2 separate regions of the Homo sapiens genome follow, and region 1 is linked to region 2. A link is an interaction called in ENCODE POLR2A ChIA-PET data of the cell type or tissue named here. Cell type or tissue: OCI-LY7. All regions are shown on one strand. Links, peaks and the distances in the headings refer to the core of each region. The heading gives the core; the rest is flanking DNA.

Region 1 (5,368 bases), core at 132-5,131, 640 kb before region 2:
AACTCTAAAGAACGCTGCTCATTTACACAGAAGCTCTGTTTCTTCCTGTACCCCAGGGGGTCACCATAGCACCCCCAAGGCTGCAGCCACCTCATTTTGAAGACAGCTGCCCTGAGGCTTCCCCTCAAACCCAGGGCTGTTCTTGGCCGTCTGGACTCTTCCCTCTTGCCGCGCCTCCCGGCGGCCTGGCCTCCCCCAGTGCCCACCCTCCGCGCCACGCTCAGCCAGACATTGCTGTCCCCATAAGGAAGGGCTTTGCTTGCAGCCTTTGGGTGCCCAGCTTCTCTTGCTGTGGCCTTATTTTAAGGTAACACATTTACAAGCTTGAGTGATTGAACACTTGGTATCAAACTTCTTGTCATGTACCCTAACCCCCAGCTGATGGCCTCCTTGGGCGAGAAGTACAGGCCACCTTAGGTGGCAGGGGGTGTCTGCCAGCCTGGGGGAGAGGCTTAGAAACTCATCCTGCCGGGAGGGGAATGGAGGGAATGTGGAAGGAGGGAAGGCTCTGCCTTCCTCTTCTGACGGGAACAGGGTTTCCCAAGCTGACCTTAAGTTGGTCGAATGTTGGAGAGTCACGCAGCGGTGGAGACCTGCTCAGGGCCCCAGGCACTGCCTTACCCCATTTGCCCATCTGCAGGCCCTGTGCTCACAAAGAAACCCTCACTGGAGAGTGAGGCACCTGGCTCCTGTGTCTAAACACACCATGCTGGGACCAGGGTTAGAGTCTGGGGACAGACCTCAGACTGCCTCTCACCCCCTCAGACTTCCACCCACGTGCCACTTTCCAGGACACAGCTCCCACTTGTGCACTTACATATGAATAGTGTTTCCTGCAGGCACAAATATGAATGGCATTTCAGCCGCCACCACCCAGACTCCTTTCTGGTACCAAAGTGCTCATTGTTGCACTCCTATCCCCCACCCAGCACTCAGATGTCGTCACTGTGCAAATATTTCTTGGGCTTGGGAAGCCTCTGACTAACCAAACCTCCCCATCCGCCTAGACTTTGATGATGACCCACGGGCAGGGAGCCTCATGCCTAAGTGGCCTGTGAAACTGACCCATGAGGTACTGATCCAAAGGATCCTGAGAGGTCAGGGAGTTCCTGACTCGAAAGGATCCCCCCACCACCCGTCCCCTGCCAGAAACTTCTTAGAATTTTCATCAAGCTCTTTCAGTTGCAAAGAACAGAGACACCCTGAAGGTAACTCAAAAGATAAGAGGGAGCTCACTGGAGCCCTAGGGCAGGAAATGGAGTGCCCAGGCCTGGGGCCAAAGCAGCCACACACCGTGAAGGAGACAGCAGGGTGACACTGCAGTCACCAGTCTGAGCTTGAAGGTGCAGCTCTACCACTACGAGCTGTGTGGCCTTGAGCAAGTTTCTTAATCTCTCTTCAGCCGTTTCTTCATCTGTACAATAAGAATGGTGGTATAGTGCCTGCTCTGTGGATTATGATTAAGTGATCCTAGAACAGTGCCTGGCCCATAGTAATTGCTCAATACACATCAGCAATTATCACTCAATACACGTGAGCAATTATCTTCTCTGCCTTTGCTGGCTCCACCCTCCTCTTCCCGCTACTGACTTCACGGAGAGGTGCTGCTCCCCTAGAACCATATTCAACACTGCCCTGGCCCTCCAGCCCCACTCCTGACTGACCTACCACCTACAGCACTTTGGCCACTCCCCTCCTAATGGCTAAATCTTGAACGAGAGGATCTGATTGGTCCCACTCATATTTCCATGGGTCACTAGGCAGCCCGCAGACTGATTTTCCTTGGATAGGTGCCTTCTCTTGATCCAATCAGCTATGACCAGGAGCCATGGGCCTCAGGACACATACGGCTGCTTTTGCAGCTGGAGTGCTAAGTGGGCAATGCCCTGGGCCCTTCTGGTCCCCTGCCTGTGTCAGCCCATCACGCCATGCCATGTCCTTTCTGGGCAATGGGTACAATGCAGGTCCCTCTAGAGAGGGCAGACAACAGAACACAGCCCCTTAAACACCCTCCTTTCTCCTTCGCATCATCATCACCTTAGGGTCCATCCATGGAGGGGCTCCTGTCCTGCTTCTGGTCTTGGAATGAAGATGACAATGGGAATAGTAACATGCCTCCTGCACTGTACTGCTAATACGATGCTTCACTTACCAGTGAACTCTCTTCTAATCACTCCTTTGATTGGGAACCTCTCCAATCGACAACCTTGGGAGGTGGGTTTTGTCCCCAAGAAAGGTGAAGAGATCACGGGGCCTCCACTCTCAGTGACTTGGTACAGGGCAGGGCCTGGGAGCACAGGGCCTTGCCCTTGGAAGACACTGTGTAGTGCCGCCTCACCCATTCTGGGCAGAGGCAGGAGCCTCCCCAAATCGCCGGAGCAGAAGGACCCCTCTGGGATCCATGGAAATTCGCATCACCAGGAGTCCTCTACGGGAGTGCCCAGGAGAGGAAGATACATGGGTCCAGGGGCCTCTTGGGTGCCCGGAACCCCCACTTGCCAGCCCCGCCCCACCACCAGCTTCGCCCCACTGGCTGCAGAGGAATGACAGTGCTCTGCGATGCCTACTACCCCAGCTCCTCTGCAGTGGGAGTAGAGGACCCTTAAGCAGCGGTCACACAAGAGGCTGGACATTGCCCCAAATAGGGTGTTCAGAAGATGCCCGAAAGCATGGGCAGCCATGGGAACTGCGTTGGGTCGTGGGGCCCCACGATCCTAACCACTCGCTGATGGCATCGTGGCTGGGTTCCAGAACCAGTATGTCCCCCATGGGCTGGCCCACAGCCTCAGAGATGCTGACACCCCCACATAGGGGCCCCCAACACAGGTGGGGGCTGTCATTGTTCTCTTGTTCTTGTTCCCGCTCACCCTCAGTCTCTCACTCTCTTAACTGTCTCTGGAATTTGGCAAGAAGTCCTTGTGGACTTCTTTAAAAACACGTATCATTGTTTCTTGAACCATTTGAGAACAGGTTGCATAAATGGTGCCCTGTTCCCCTTAATACTTCAGTGTGTGTTTACCAAGAACAAAGGTCATCCCTGTATCTAACCACAGCAGAGTTAACAAATAGGACATTCAACACTGCCACTGTGCTCTTATCTAATCCACCACCCCTATTTCAGGTTAGGCACTAGTTTTCCTTAGAGTGTTCTTCTCCAGCTCAGGGTCACACCCTCCATTTTACAGCCAGCTCCTTCTGCTCCTCTAATCTGGAAGAGCTCCTCCTCCTCTCCCTTTGCCTTTTGTGATGCTGACATTGCCGAAGGCTGCAGTGGCCTGGCCTCTGCAGTGTGACAGTGAGGTAGGCAGAGGGAAGCGGGGGCGGGGGGGCAGCAGGGGGGGCCAGGGGGAGCAGAGGCTAGAAAGCAGCTGAAGCCAAGGGGCTGAGAGAATGGAGAATCATTGATTGGTAGGAGCTAGAAGATAAAAGCAAAACTGAAGGGCAGGTGAATCTCTGTGCAGGCAGAGCTCTGGAAACAAAAGAAATGGCCACCTACTTGCAAGGTGCATAGAGATGATGGAAACACTGGAGCTCCATTCCGTCCTGAATGAGCTTTCCAACTCCTGCGGCCTAACTGCGGGCAAGAGTCCCATCTGCCTCCTCTCCTTATACGGTGGCCCCCATGAAGACTGGAGGGACCCTGAGTGTGAGTGTGTCTGTTCCTGGCAGCCCTGCACATCCCCAGAGAGAGGCTCACTCTGCTTCCCTGCACCATCAGACAAGCGGAAGCGGGACATGTTGCAGAACTTCACCGATTGCTTTTGTCTGTGGCACCCACACCCACTCAGAGAGCACATGTGCCAAGCTGGGAATGGGGCAGGCATGGGAGACTTCCTGAAGAGCAGCAGCTCTGACCCCTGAGGTGGGGCCCATCCCCACGTGAAGGTCAGGAGCACAGACGGTCTCCCCAAGGGTGCACACAGCTGAGCAGTCTCCTGCCACCCTGACTGTGATCTCTCATTTCAGCCTGGGCCCAGAAGGAAGAGGCCATTGCAAGCTTCCTCTCTCTTGTCTGTGCCAGGCCTGAGCCATCTCAGGAGCACACAGCTCACTCCCCAGCCCCCACGCAAGGGCCAGGGCTCAGTGGCTGTAGTGGTGGCATCCTGCCCAGCACACACACTCCCCCCCTAAGAACACCCACGCCAAGGGTACAGGGCCTGGTGCAAGCTGGGCTGAGCCCACAGAGGCCCCTCCTGTCCTGGGGGAGCTAGGAGAAGGGCTGGGTGCTCTCTCCCATGCAGAGAACTTTCTGAGCTGGGAGCCCCACCCTTCTAGGTGCTTGTCTTCTTTCCTTTCTCTTCTTTCTTCCTTCCTTCCTTCCTTCCTTCACTTGTTTCTCTCCCTTTCCTTTCCTTCCCTTTCCTTTCTTCTCTCTCCCTCTCTTTCTTTCTTTCTTCTTTTTTTTTTTTTTGGAGACAGAGTCTCGCCCTGTCTCCCAGGCTGGAGTGCAATGGCGTGATCTCAGCTCATTGCAACCTCTACCTCCTGGGTTCAAGTGATTCTCCTGCCTCTGCCTCCCGAGTAGCTGGGAGCCACCCTCCACCATGCCTGGCTAATTTTTTGTATTTTTAGTAGAGACAGGATTTCACTATTTTGGCCAGGCTAGTCTCGAACTCCCGACCTCAAGTGATCCGCCGGCCTCAGCCTCCCAAAGTGTTGGGATTACAGGCATGAGCCACTGCACCCAGCCTTTCCTCTTTTCTTTTCCAGTCCATCAGGCCTCCTGTGGCCTCAAAGAGCCATGCCTCCCATGCCCACCCCACACCCTGCAAGACGCCTTTCCAGAATGCCCACTCCTTGCTTGTGCCTTGTCCTTTAAGATCCTTCCCACGCCTTCTAGAAGTCCTCTGCCAACTGCCTCCCACCTTACGGGGCCCTTATGCTTTGGCAGAACACCCAGAGGCCAGCACAGCCCTGTGGGTTCTGCTTCTTGGGTTGGACCCCCACATTCCACATACCCGGGCTCAGCCACACGTGTGGGTGCCCCCATGAATGGAACGCCAAGCTGGGTCCCAGGAGGCGCCCCTGTGGCTGGGAGGCTTGAGGTACAAATGTGGAGTGAGGCCGCCATGTCCCCACCCACAGGCTGACCTTGGCCTTCTCTCTCTGCCCAGATGGACTTGCCCAAGCCATGCACCATCCCAGCTCTGTACCCTGGTGGTGTCTGGGAGGGGACTTTACACAGAAGCACAGCCCTCCTGAGCCTATTGTGGCTGTTCAAGGGCCTGTAATTGGTCCCAAAGTCATTATATTTTCTTAATAAAGTTCTACATATGTTTAATCCTATTCTATAAATTACTTTATAAATATGCATCTTTACATTAGGATCTTCTGGGACACACGGGCCATTGAACACAATTTTCAGAAC
Region 2 (5,368 bases), core at 142-5,141:
GTCCTTAAACAGATGAATTGTGATAAAAATTGTGATATATCCATACTATGATGTCTAACTCAACATTAAAATGGAAAAAAAATTTGGCCAGGCCCAATGGCTTGTGCTACTTGGCCAAGAAAGTTCTATATCTTGATTGAAGTTGTGGGCAGCACGCCATCCAGGTGCCGAGGCAAGAGACCCAGGGCATGAGCTGTTCCAGTATAATAAAATATATGAAACAACAAGAGTTATACTAGATCTGAGTTATACTAGATCTAGATCTAGACGTGATTATATATGAATATCATTAATCATTAGTTTGTAGCAATTACTCTTTATTCCAATATTTTAATAATCCTTGCTCTATAATCATAACTTAGGAAAAACCAGGCCATACAGAGATAGGAGCTGAGGGGACATAGTGAGAAGTGACCAGAAGACAAGAGTGTGAGCCTTCCGTTATGCCCGGACACGGCCACCAGAGGCCTCCTTGGCCTAGCGGTAATGCCAGCATCTGGGAAGACACCCATTGCCAAGCAGACTGTGGTCTAGCAGTAGCGTCAGTGCCAAGGAAAAACACCCACTACTTAGCAGACCAGGAAAGGGAGTCTCCCTTTCCCCGGGGGAGTTTAGAGAAGACTCTACTCCTCCACCTCTTGTGGAGGGCCTGACATCAGTCAGGCCCACCCGCAGTTATCCGGAGGCCTAACCGTCTCCCTGTGATGCTGTGCTTCAGTGGTCATGCTCTTAGTCCGCTTTCATGTTCCATCCTGTACACCTGGCTCTACCTTTTAGATAGCAGTAGCAAAATTAGTGAAAGTACTAAAAGTCTCTGATATGCAGAAATAATGGTGTAAGCTGTCTCTCCCTCTCTCTCTCTCTGTCTCTCTGCCTCGGATGCCTGGCAGGGAAGGGCCCCCTGTCCAGTGGACACGTGACCCACGTGAGCTTACTTATCATTGGAGATGGCTCACACTCCTTACCCTGCCCCTTTGTCTTGTATCCAATAAATATCAGTGCAGCCTGGCATTCGGGGCCACTACCGGTCTCTGCGTCTTGGTGGTAGTGGTCCCCTGGGCCCAGCTGTCTTGTCTTTTATCTTTTTATCTTGTGTCTGTATTTTTACAATCTCTCATTTCTGCACATGGGGAGAAAAACCCACCGACCCTTTGGGTCTGGACCCTACAGAGGTGATGGTTAGATGGGAATATGCATTTGTCATAACTCATTAAGGGCCAGGCACAGTGGCTCACAGCTGTGATCCTGGCACTTTGGGAGTCTGAGGTGGGATCACTTGAGGCCAGGAGTTCCAGATCAGCCTGGGAAACAAAGTGAGACCCCTTGTCCCTAAAAAAAAATTTAAAAATTAGCTAGGCAAGGTGGTACACGCCTGTGGTCCCAACAACTCAAAAGGCTAAGGTGGGAGGATGACTTGAGCCTAGGAGTTCAAGGCTATAGTGAGCCATGATTGCACCACTGCACTCCAGCCTGAGTGACAGAGCAAGATCCTGTCTCCAAAGAGAAAAAAAACCAACTCATTGAGCTATCTAGTTTAAATATGCAGTTTATTGTTTGTAAATTATATCTGAATAAATTTTACTTTATTTATTTTTAGAGACAGGGTCTCACTCTGTCACCCAGGCTGGAGTGCAGTGGTACCATCACGGCTGCCTGCATGCAGCCTTGCCCTCCTGGGCTCAAGCCATTCTCTTACCTCAGCCTCCCAAGTTGCTGGGACCACAGGCATCCACCACCATGCCCAGCTAATTTTTAAATTATCTGTAGAGATGAGGTTGCACTATGTTGCCCAGGCTGATCTCAAACTCCTGGCCTCAAGCAATTCTCCCACCTCGGCCCCCCAAAGTACTGAGATTATAGATGTGAGCCACTGAGCCTGCCTAAATTTGACTTCATAAAAAGAATTATTTGGCAACCACTAGATGCCAGGTTTGTAAGCTGAGAAGAAAGAATGAACAAAGAGGAAATAGTTGAAGATATAGGAGAAAAGGGATAGCAGACAAGGTCCCTGAGAAAGCGAGAAGGAAGGAAACTCAGAGCCCAGACGGAGGAGTTTGCCATGGCTGATGCAGTGAACTCTGAGGCACAAGGGAAGGCAGGCAATGGGAGAGGGAGCTGACTAGAAACAGGTAGAAGGGGCTGGGCATGATGGTTCATGCCTGTAATCCCAGCACTCTGGGCAGCTGAGATGAGAAGATTGCTTGAGGCCAGGAGTTCAACACCAGCCTGAGCAACATAGTGAGACCTCATCTCTATTTAATTTAATGTATATATGACCGTCAGGCCATGCCATAGCCCCGCTGAGCCTGGCGACCTTGGATCTTCAATCTCCCCAAGAATGGAATTTCTCCAGCATTGCTCAGTAACCTGGAGGAGGAGGCAGAGAGTCCAGAGTTTGGGGAGTTGAGGTCGGGCATGGTGGCTCATGCCTGTAACCCCAGCACTTTGGGAGGCCAAGGCGGATCAGCTGAGGTCAGGAGTTTGAGACAAGCCTGGGCCAACATGGTAAAACCCCGTCTCTACTAAGAATACAAAAATTAGCTGGACATGGTGGCAGGCGCCTGTAGTCCCAGCTACTCAGGAGGCTGAGGCAGGAGAATTGCTTGAACCCAGGAGGTGGAGGTTTCAGTGAGCTGAGATCATGCCACTGCACTCCAGCCTGGGCAACAGAGCAAGACTCCATCTCAAAAAAAAAAAAAAAAAAAAAAAAAAGTTTGGGGAGTTTAAAGCAGGTGGCATGAAAGAAAAAAATGGTTAGAGTTGGAGGCATTGACAGGTAACTTGGAAGACACAGCCTTCGGAGGGCTCAGCTGGGTGGGGAAGGAAGTGAAGCCAGGAGGAGCATAGGTAAAGAAAAGGGAAAGCTTGAGGGGCAGGTGGAACAAGTAAGAGTCTGGGGGTAGGAGATGGTGGTTAGGCTGGATTTGGAACTGAAATTCTCTTTAGCTTCTGTCTGCTCCTCTTTAGCTCACAGACAAAGCATTTAAGATTTCTTTGACAACCTGCGTTTCAGTAAATTCCACATATTTGTTGAAAGCCTATTGTATAGGAATCTGAACTGTCTTGTAAAGGGAAGTTTGTGTAGGTTGTTTCTGCCTAGTAGAAGATAAATTCTCCTGCAGCTGTATTCATACAGCTCTGTATCCTCCCACTTCAGCAGCAAACGTCACACTGCATCTTTAAGTCGATAACCTAAATATATATCTCACACCCTTTAGTCCACAGTTTCACTTTTAAGAATTTATTCTTATGAGTGTGTTTGCATATGTGTGCAACGACTTCGATACAAGAGTATTCATTTGAATACCATTTGTAATAGCAGTCCTAGGAGGGCTGACATCACTGAGAGGCTGGTTTAATAAATAATGGCACTTCTGTGCAATGGCATGCCATTGCATTCATCACAACAACAGGAAAATGATTTGGGTACTGATATGAACTTATTTTAAAAATGTATTACTTAGCCTGGGCACCATAGGGAGACTATGTCTCATTCATATATATTAGAGACTCCTGTAGTCCCAACAGCTTGATAGGCTGAGGTGAGAGGATCGCTTGAGCCCAGGAGGTTGAGGTTATAGTGAGCTATGATACCCACTGCATTCTAGCTTGGGCTTCAGAGTGATAACCTGTATCAAAAAAAAAAAAAAAAAAAAAGGAAAGAAAAAAGAAATGTATTGCTTACAGTGAAAATGAAAATAGGGCACAGAACAGGGGCAATGGTGTTTTATCTTTTCTATAAAAATAAAAAACACATATACACTTAGGAACTGGTGTCACTCCTGAGGCAGGATAGGGAGGAGGGACCTTTACAATTTTATGTGATTTTACCCTTAAAATTTGAGGAGAAAGTGAGAGAGAGAGGAAGAGAGACTTCACTTGTTAGTTTCTGGAGGGACAGGGAAAAGTACGACCTACAAAATGAAGCTCTAATGGTGGAATTTCAGGACTTGAACCCCCCGGCATCCCTCAGTAGTCACTATGCTGCTGACCTCTATCCAGCACCTCCCAGAGCTGATAGAAGATATGTCGCTGGCTCTAAACGACTGGACTTAAGAGGCCAGGCCTCTGGAAAGGGGGATGCATAAAGCATCTATGTACAAACACCTCACCAATCCATCACTGAGCTACTCAGCAACCTCACCAGAACATAGCTGAGAATCAAAACTTTTGGTTTTCTTGAGACAGGGTTTCACTCTATTGCTCAGGCTGGAGTGCAGTGGTGCAAGCACGACTCACTGCAGCCTTGACCTCCCAGGGTTAAGCAATCCTCCCACCCCACCCTCCCAGTAGCTGGCACCACAAGCATGTGCCACCAGACCCAGCTAATTTTTTTTCTTTTCTCTTTTTTGAGATGAGTTCTCACCATGTTGTCCAGGCTGGTCTTGAACTCCTGGCTTCAAGTGATCCTCCTGCCTCAGCCTCCCAGATTACTGGGATTACAGGTATGAGCCACTGCACTCTGCCCAGAACTTTTTTTTCTACTGACTCTGAAGTGTTACCATAGATGATACTGAAACTCATACATTTCCTTGCTCCTCAGTCAGAGCCCATGTTCCCCTTCTGGGGATCCACTTGGCCCTCCAGAATAAGTGTGAAGATTATTTTAAACCGAAGACACTAGAGATACAGCAGATGCAGAAAGAAGCCTTTTTGGAACTTCCTTTATTTCACTAAAAGGAAGAGCCTTCTGGGAGTAAAGTTGCCATAAATCTCCTCTCCAGAGGAGCTCACTCCCAGGAAGAACACCAACCACTCATGTAGACAAACATAAACATCAGCAACAAACTCCCATCTCTTCCATTTGTTTCTCTAAAAGTCCATTTGTCTTTCCTCAAATGTCCATGTGTCTTTCCCATAGAAGCCTTTCTCTCGCTCTCTTTTCCTTATTAGGTTGAGATCAATGAGCTTCTTTATCTGAACGTTCCTGCATGCATATAAATAAAACTTGTTTTCTTTTTCTTTTTTTTTTTTTTTTTTGAGACTGAGTCTCGCTCTGTCGCCCAGGCTGGAGTGTAGTGGCGCGATCTCAGCTCACTGCAACCTTTGAACCTACCGGGTTCAAGCAATTCTCTGCCTCAGCCTCCCTAGTAGCTGGGATTATAGGCGCCCGCCACCACGCCTGGCTAATTTTTTTGTATTTTTAGTAGAGGCGGGGTTTCATCATGTTGGCCAGCCTAGTCTTGAACTCCTGACCTCGTGATTCACCTACCTCGGCCTCCCAAAGTGCTGTGATTACAGGTGTGAGCCACCGTACCCAGCCAACTTGTTTTCTTTTTCTGTTTTGTTTTTGAGAGAGGCTTTTGCTCTGCTGCCCAGGCTGGAGTGCAGTGGCACAATCATGGCTCGCTGCAGCCTCAACCTCCTG

What was found. ChIA-PET counts read pairs that join two places held together with the same protein. Peaks named below come from ENCODE experiments on the same cell type or tissue, not always from the same donor. Only the 100,000 strongest peaks of a DNase experiment are listed, where the experiment ranks them.
Region 1: POLR2A ChIA-PET joins it to region 2 with 5 read pairs; 3 of 35 experiments call an interaction of 5 or more read pairs at or near these places.

What each region holds. Positions count from the first base shown.
Region 1 is chr2:47,076,112-47,081,479 of GRCh38, forward strand. TTC7A (tetratricopeptide repeat domain 7A) reads left to right here. Exons shown (of 20, transcript NM_020458.4): 20 at 1-12. Among named protein-coding and RNA genes, the nearest start is that of STPG4, 77 kb to the right of the region's middle. RefSeq lists enhancers at 3,853-4,630, 4,631-5,368. In OCI-LY7, for the core only: no CTCF peak of the experiment used is centred there; no DNase peak of the experiment used is centred there.
Region 2 is chr2:47,716,040-47,721,407 of GRCh38, forward strand. No RefSeq gene overlaps it. Among named protein-coding and RNA genes, the nearest start is that of MSH6, 64 kb to the right of the region's middle. RefSeq lists an enhancer at 2,842-2,891. In OCI-LY7, for the core only: CTCF peaks have their summits at 467 (motif pointing right) and 684; DNase peaks (open chromatin) are centred at 482, 818, 2,827, 3,222 and 2 weaker places; H3K4me3 peaks cover 3,018 bases; H3K27ac peaks cover 5,000 bases.